2 separate regions of the Homo sapiens genome follow, and region 1 is linked to region 2. Evidence: chromatin contacts called from ENCODE Hi-C or POLR2A ChIA-PET data. All regions are on one chromosome and are shown on one strand. The core of a region is the stretch at or near the end of the contact, and the rest is flanking DNA. Distances in the headings are between cores, read along the strand shown. Region 1 overlaps TRAF3 (TNF receptor associated factor 3). Region 2 overlaps LINC02323 (long intergenic non-protein coding RNA 2323).

Region 1 (3,672 bases), core at 24-2,523, 250 kb after region 2:
GAGGGCACTTGGAGGCTAGAGTGCCCAGAAGTCCATCAAGCCAGTCTGGATAAACCCTTCCCAACATGCCATAATTTACATCAAAACTTTGGTTAGCAGAATGGGAATTTTTGAGTAGATACCATTAGAAAAATAAAATAATTTTCCAGCTGTGGTTCCCAAGTTCCCCAAACTTATGTCTTTAGTCCAAGCTGCCCCTTGAGCTTCAGCTTCGGACCTGCATATTTATTTAACAGCTATTGAGTCCTTGGTATGTGCCGGGCACCCTCCTGTGTACCAGGGCATGGCAGGAAATGATATGGGCAGCTCCCTGTAGTCATGAGGCCTGTGTTCTAAGGCAGACCTTGAAGACAGGGAAGTCCATGTGCTGATTCCAGAAGAATAGAGGGGGCCTGGCAGGGCTGGGGGGAGGTCAAGAGTGGAGTGCTTCATACAGCTGGTCTCAGAGGGGCTCATTGTCCCGGACCTGCAGGACAAGGAGGCGTTTTGTCCACAAACCTTGAGAGTGAGTGAATGGGGCATGACTGGGGCCACTGGGTGTTATTGCTTGAATGACACCTAACCTGTCTCTAGTGAAGCTCTTGATTCCTCCCTACCCCCATCCAGATGCTAGAAGACTGGGGAGCATTTCTTGGTCCCTCTTCTCTCACAATCTGTCGTTGGTGCTCACTTCTGCACCCTGTTTTCCCACGTCCCTGGTCCCCAGCCCAGGCAAGCCTTCTGCTGATGCCGGTGGCCCCAACTTGTCTATCCACTTCACCCCAGTTTTCTCCAGGCCTTTCTCCATGCTGCTGTCAGAGAGATCTAAACATAGGTGGCCTCCTGCCCTTCCCTGAAAACCCTTTACGGCCTCTGACTGCATTCAGTGCACCCTGCATTCCTCCTGATAAGGTCTTGCGTCTCCCTGCTGCCCCAGCTTCAGCCCCAGGAGCCTGCCTGCCCAGGAGGCCATCATTGTTCCCCCTGGACACTGCCTGTCCTGCCTGCTGCCTTGTCCTCCTTTCTCCAGGGGCCTGGGGCCTCAGTCTCTCCATGCCTGCACCTGGAGTCCTGTTGCCTGTGTCCTACAGTTTCCTCCTCAGCCATCCCCACAGGGCTGTGTCCCTTTCTACTAGCCATGTTTATTTTCTTGTGGAGATGGGGTCTTGCTATGCTGCCCAGGCCGGTCTTGGTCTCCTGGCCTCAAGCAGTCCTCTTGCTTTGGCCATCTTTAGATGATAACTCACTCACCTGTGCTGCCTTTCACTTGGAGGATGGGTGGATGATTCACAGGGACCTGCCCTCCTTCCCGCAGAGTTGGGGTTTTTGTGTAGGGGATTTTTCTGTCAGTTATTTTTTCCTCACCTTTCAGAGTATTAAAAGAACTAAGCCATTAGTGGTGAGGCATGAGGGCAGCGACCACAGCTCCAGGGGAGCTCTCTTATCCCTACAGCTGGCAAATGTTCCACCCTGTTTTTATGGCACACAGAAAGGTAGGCGCATAGTGATGTTGTTAGTAAGCTTTTGAAGTAGAGCATGGTGAGTTAGTTGGCCTTTTTACGAAAAAGGAAATGGAAAACTAGCACCATGGCCTTGGCATAATTACTCCAACATGCAAATCAGTACTGGAAGGAAGTTGAGGCAGCATACCTCTATGCTCCACTAGTCCTTAAGACACGTCTGAAAGAAATGAAATTTTATTTTGTTAGAGGTGAAGGAATGCATGGATGGAATGCATGGTCCAGGTGTTTATAACTGTGCATTTATTTGGCGGTTGTTTTGGATGGACAGGAAGTGGGAGGGGAGGGCACAGAGAGTCACTTTGGCCACGTCCCTGGTTTGCCACAGGCTGATACTGGAGCATTCCTAAGTTTCGCAATGGAGATGGATGTGAAAGAAGAACACACTAGGCCAGGTGCGGTGGCTCACACCTGTAATCCCAGCACTTTGGGAGGCTGAGACAGGCGAATCACCTGAGGTCAGGAGTTTGAGACTAGCCTGGCCAAGATGGTGAAACCCCACCTTTACTACAAATACAAAAATTAGCCGGGTGTGGTGGCACATGCCTGTAATCTTAGCTACTCAGGAGGCTGAGGCAGGAGAATTGCTTGAACCCAGGAGGCAGAGGTTGAAGTGAGCCGAGATTGTGCCACTGCACTCCAGCCTGGGCAACAGAGCGAGACTCCATCTCAAAAAAAAAAAAAAAGAAAAGAAGAACCATACTAGTCAGGTGCTAGAGGGCTTCCAAGGCAGCCTCCAAGGGAAGGAAATGTCTGAGAAGTTATTTAAGAGGATTTGTTGGAACAGAAAAACTTCCAAATTGGTCTAGAAGGTGGACCCTAGCTATAGACGCATTTTACAGGACATAATGTAAATATTAAAGGCACATTTTCAGTATTTGGGGAAAATATGTCCTCTGAGTCGAATGACCAATGGCTGTTTCTAGAAAAATTTTAGTTGTAGTTTTAATTTGATTGTCTTGAGCATGGTGATAGATTGACTTTTTTTTTTTTTAAGACAGTCTTACGCTGTTGCCCAGGCTGCAGTGCAGTGGCACGATCTCAGCTCACTGCAGCCTCCACCTCTTGGGTTCAAGTGATTCTCCTGCCTCAGCCTCCCGAGCAGCTGGGATTACAGGTGCGCGCCATCACACCCAGCTAATATTTATTTATTTATTTATTTTGAGATGGCGTCTCGCTCTGTCACCCAGGCTGGAGTGCAGTGGCGCGATCCCTGCTTACTGCAGCTTCTGCCTCCCAGGTTCGAGAGATTCTCCTGCCTCAGCCTCCCAAGTAGCTGGGACTACAGGTGCGTGCCACTACACGCGGCTAATTTTTTGTATTTTTAGTAAAGACTGGGTTTCACTGTGTTAGCCAGGATGGTCTTAATCTCCTGACCTCGTGATCTGCCTGCCTTGGCCTCTCAAAGTGCTGGGATTACAGGCATGAGCCACTGTGCCTGGCCGCACCCGGCTAATTTTTGTATTTTTAGTAGAGACGGGGTTTCACCAGTTGGCCAGGCTGGTCTGAAACTCCTCACCTCAGGTGATCTGCCTGCTTCAGCCTCCCAAAGTGCTGAGATTACAGGCGTGAGCCACCGCGCCTGGCCTAGAGTGACTTTCTTAAAGCTCTGTGTCTCCTGGAAATGGAATGTATCCCAAATGAGGATTATTTTTAAGCTTTATAATAAAATCTTTCACAGCATAGACTTTTTTTTTTTTTTTTTTTTTGAGACGGAGTCTTGCTCTGTTGCCCAGGCTGGAGTTCAGGGGCGCAATCTCGGCTCACTGCAAGCGCCGCCTCCCAGGTTCATGCTATTCTCCTGTCTGTCTCCTGAGTAGCTGGGACCACAGGCGCTCGCCACCACACCCGGCTAATTTTTTGTATTTTTAGTAGAGATGGGGTTTCACCATGTTAGCCAGGATGGTCTCAATCTCCTGACCTCGTGATCTGCCCGCCTCGGCCTCCTAAAGTGCTGGGATTACAGGCATGAGCCACCGCGCTTGGCCCACAGCATAGACTTTTAAAGACCATGTAGGCAAGAACAGATCTTTAAAGGGAAACCTCAGTTTGGCTTTTGAAAGTTCATCTGATTGAAGTTAAACTGATGAAACATACTCCATCCATGCATTACCAAAAACGTTGGAGCACGGCATGGCAGTAGTATCTAAAACAGATTGGCAAACTATGGGTC
Region 2 (3,616 bases), core at 151-2,650:
GGGAGGCCAAGATGGGTGGATCACCTGAGGTCGGGAGTTCGAGACCAGCCTGACCAATATGGAGAAACCCCCGTCTCTACTAAAAATACAAATTTAGTCGGGTGTGGTGGCACATGCCTGTAATCCCAGCTACTTGGGAGGCTGAGGCAGGAGAATCACTTGAACCCAGGAGTCGGAGGTTGCAGTTGAGCCGAGATCATAGCATGCCATTGCACTCCAGCCTGGGGGACAAGAGCGAAACTCTGTCTCACAAAAAAAAAAAAAAAAAAAAAAAAAGGAAGAAAGGAAGGAAGGAAAGAGAGAGAAAGAAACTACAGGGACTCTTGTTAAAAAATTATTAAGAATTTCAAGATGGCAACAGCAGCATATTAAAACCAAGTGTGGTCTCTTCTAGGCTCAGGACCCTATGGGATTGCACAGGTCGCAGCCCAAGCGCAGTACTTGCGCACAGGTCCCAGCCCCTTCCCTCTCTGGGACTTGTCTTCTGGCCCCTCACTCCTGCGATGAGCTTTTCTTTCAGCTGGTGAAAGGCCGCAGACTTCGAACCTCTGGGCCTTTGTCCAGGACGTTCCCTCAGCGCTCAGTGCCCTTCCTGGTGGCCTCCTACATCTTCAGATCCCGGCTGAGCTCTGCTTAAATCCGGGACCGGGTAGTCACTGGGGCAGCCACTTGGCTGGGGCGAGGCCACCTCGCTTTGGGTCTTGTCGCGCCCAGGCCAGCGCCAGCCCAGGCTTGCCATGGACTGGCTCCTGGGCGTTAGATGAATGAATCGACTCAACCCGGGCCGCCACGTTGTGTTCAGAACACCGACAGTCGCTCCCAGGCAACCAGCACCTGCTGCGCCCCGTTTCCAGCGACCTCCCCAACCGCGTGGACTCGCATCCACGTGCCCGGCGGGGCCGCAGCAGAAAGGCTCGGACCCCCCAGGACGATCGGCCGGTGGGGGCCGGTGGGGCCGCAGACTCGGGGGGCGGGGGGCGCCAGGCTTCCGGGTCCTGCCCCCGCCCCGTGGGGAACAGCAGGACGGCGCCGAGGCCGTTTCGCTTTCCTCCGCGCCCATTTGCCGGGAGGGGACCCCGTGCTCCGACCTGAAGGTGACGGCAGAGCCTGCGGGAGGCCTAGGCCGGTCCCGCCCTACGGGTCCCGGGGGCGACCCTCGCGCTGACATTGGCGTCCAGGCCGCGGCCCCTGCCTCCGCGCCCACCCACGCCGGGCCTGGCCCTCGCTCCCCCGGGAAAAGCCCCGCCGGCGGCCGCGAGAGCGCGGAAGCGCAGCCGTAGTGACCGCGAGACAAAGACCCGGCGGCGGGGGAGGCGGCGGAGAGACCCCGCCAGCGCGGAGACCCCAGGGAAGCTTCTCTGGAAGACCTGGTGCTGGTCCGCTCTCCCGGGACCTCATTTTCCTTATGTGGACAACGGGGGCGGGGTCACAGCAGCCCCTCGGGCTTATAGCCGGGTTGTTCTTTCCTTAAATCTCCTCCCTCTGCCAAAATAAAAAACCCCACAGGGCAAGGCGCGGTGGCTCACGCCTGTAATCCCAGCACTTTGGGAGGCCGAGGCAGGTGGATCACCTGAGGTCAGGAGTTCGAGACCAGCCTTACCAATTTGGTGAAACCCCGTCTCTACTAAAAATACAAAAATTAGCTGGACGTGGTGGCCGGCGCCTGTAATCCCAGCTACTCGGTAGGCTGAGATAGGAGAATTGCTTGGACCCGGGAGGCTAAGGTCAGTGAGCCGAGATCGTGCCACTGCACTCCAGCCTGGGCGACAGAGGGAGACTCCGTCTCAAAAAAAAGAAAAAAAAAAAAAAACCCACAGCGTCCCGGAGGGGCCTGAGGAGTTGTGAGGGGCCGCCTCCGCCTCCAGCATCTGGCATCTGGAGGAGGAGGCTGAGGCTGAGGTGAGGGTGAGGGTGGGTGACCCGCACCTGTCCAGGCCCAGGTTGCCTGCTCCCAGCTTGGGCTGGGCAGTGGGGCAGGGCCATGATCCCGCCAGTGCTGTGGTTAGCCCTACACCTGGCCTGGCTGAGGACAGCGAACCTGGCAGGTCCAACCTGGGCCCTCCCAGCCTAGGATCTCCAAGGCCTCGTCTCAGTCACCATCAGCTGCTCTAGGGTGCAGTGGGGCCCAAGGAGGATTGGGCCTGATCTCTGCCCCCCAGAGCCCATGGACCCAGGACTGGGCCCACCAGGCGTGTCGCAGGCATAGGGTCAGTGGCTTCTCAACAGCTGCTGGCCCCGGCGCCCCTCACCACCCCACCTCCACTGGTCAGAACCACCACACTGCCAGAGACTGGGTTTCCCTGCAGTTCTGACCAGTGGGGATGGGGTGAGGTGGAAGGGACATTGCTTGGCCGGGCACGGTGGCTCACACCTGTAATCCCAGCACTTTGGGAGGCCAAGGCAGGTGGATCACTTGAGGTCAGGGGCTCAAGATCAGCCTGGCCAACATGGTAAAACCCCATCTCTACTAAAAATGCAAAAATTAGCCAGGCATGGTGGTTTGCACCTGTAATCCCAGCTACTCGGGAGGCTGAGGCAGGAGAATTGCTCAAACCCAGGAGGCGGAGGTTGCAATGAGCCAAGATTATGCCATTGCACTCTAGCCTGGGTGACAGAGCGAGACTGTCTCCAAAACAACAACAAAAAAGGCAGAGGAGTGGGGAGTCTGGATGGCTCCGCTGGTCCAGCCCACCCCTCAGGGGACAGACTGGTTGACTTGACGGGTTCACTGAGAGTGCTAGGACCGGCCCCAGGTGTAGTGCCCTCCCTGCGGTGTCCTGAGGTAAAGCCTGCCACTCTGAGCCTGCTTTCTCTTGCCAGGAGACAGGACCTTGTCCGCTGCAGCTGGGACATGGTGTGGATAAAACCTGTCAGACAGTGGGCGTCCTCCTGCCCTGAAGCCTCCCCTCTCCCTGGTAGCCTTCAGGCCCCCCAGATTCTGGTCTCTCGGCCTGCTGTCTCCTTTTTCCTTGGTACCTTGGCACCTGAACTCGCTTGGAGTGTCTAAGGAGCTGCCTGTGACACCATGGGGACCTCTATTGGTCCCAGCATCCCCTGCCCAGCCGTGGGGGGCATCGGTGTCAGCCCTGCCAAGGATCAGTCAGCCAATCAACAAACCGCAGGGATCACCCAGCTCATGGATGTGGGTGCCGGGAGGCAGGGAGGGCCACACAATGAAGAGATGTGTGTGGTCCTCCATGCTCAGAGATCCTCATGCCCCTCTCCCAGGGATGGGAGTTCCCCTCCCCATCAGGGGTAGCCCTAGGGCCCCCAGCCCCACTCTCACTAGGGCCAGCCTCTCTGTGAACCCCTGGACTCACATCACGTGTGCGGGGCCCAGCTTTGAGGTGGAAGACCAAACCTTGGCATTGCTTCTGTGGAAGCTCAGGAAATGCCCACGATATGGCCTGACCACCCCATTCACACGAGGATGGAGGGAGCACCCTGGTCACCTGGGGGTTGTGGTTAGAGTGCCCTCCAGCCGAGCCTGCAGCCCAGACCGAGCTAGACTGGAAGGGGTAGAAGGGCATTCAGGTAGGGACACAGCCTGGGCAAAGGGGCCCTGACCTTTGGCAGCTGCGGGAAGATGAGCCCACCTGAAAGGGAGGCTGCATTG

The links. Hi-C counts contacts between places; a loop is a spot of excess contacts on that map. ChIA-PET counts read pairs that join two places held with the same protein, here RNA polymerase II (POLR2A). Pooled maps may share reads with other maps.
Region 1: a loop to region 2 is called in a pooled map, with 2.2 times the contacts of the local background. The contact joins two enhancer-like sites. A Hi-C loop is called at or near these places in 2 of 50 pooled maps. POLR2A ChIA-PET finds 5 or more read pairs at or near these places in 5 of 52 experiments (BJ, GM10248, HepG2 and 2 more).

Annotation. Positions count from the first base shown.
Region 1 is chr14:102,806,343-102,810,014 of GRCh38, forward strand. All of the region lies in intron 1 of TRAF3 (TNF receptor associated factor 3), which reads left to right. Among named protein-coding and RNA genes, the nearest start is that of TRAF3, 31 kb to the left of the region's middle. RefSeq lists a silencer at 3,342-3,501. Within about 2 kb of position 1,274, at least 7 of the 41 ENCODE cell types and tissues checked have a DNase peak (open chromatin) inside an H3K27ac peak, as active enhancers do.
Region 2 is chr14:102,554,316-102,557,931 of GRCh38, forward strand. It overlaps LINC02323 (long intergenic non-protein coding RNA 2323), which reads left to right. Exons shown (of 3, transcript NR_146561.1): 3 at 395-1,511. Among named protein-coding and RNA genes, the nearest start is that of LINC02323, 11 kb to the left of the region's middle. RefSeq lists silencers at 820-889, 930-1,349, 3,584-3,616 and an enhancer at 2,031-2,531. Within about 2 kb of position 1,401, at least 23 of the 41 ENCODE cell types and tissues checked have a DNase peak (open chromatin) inside an H3K27ac peak, as active enhancers do.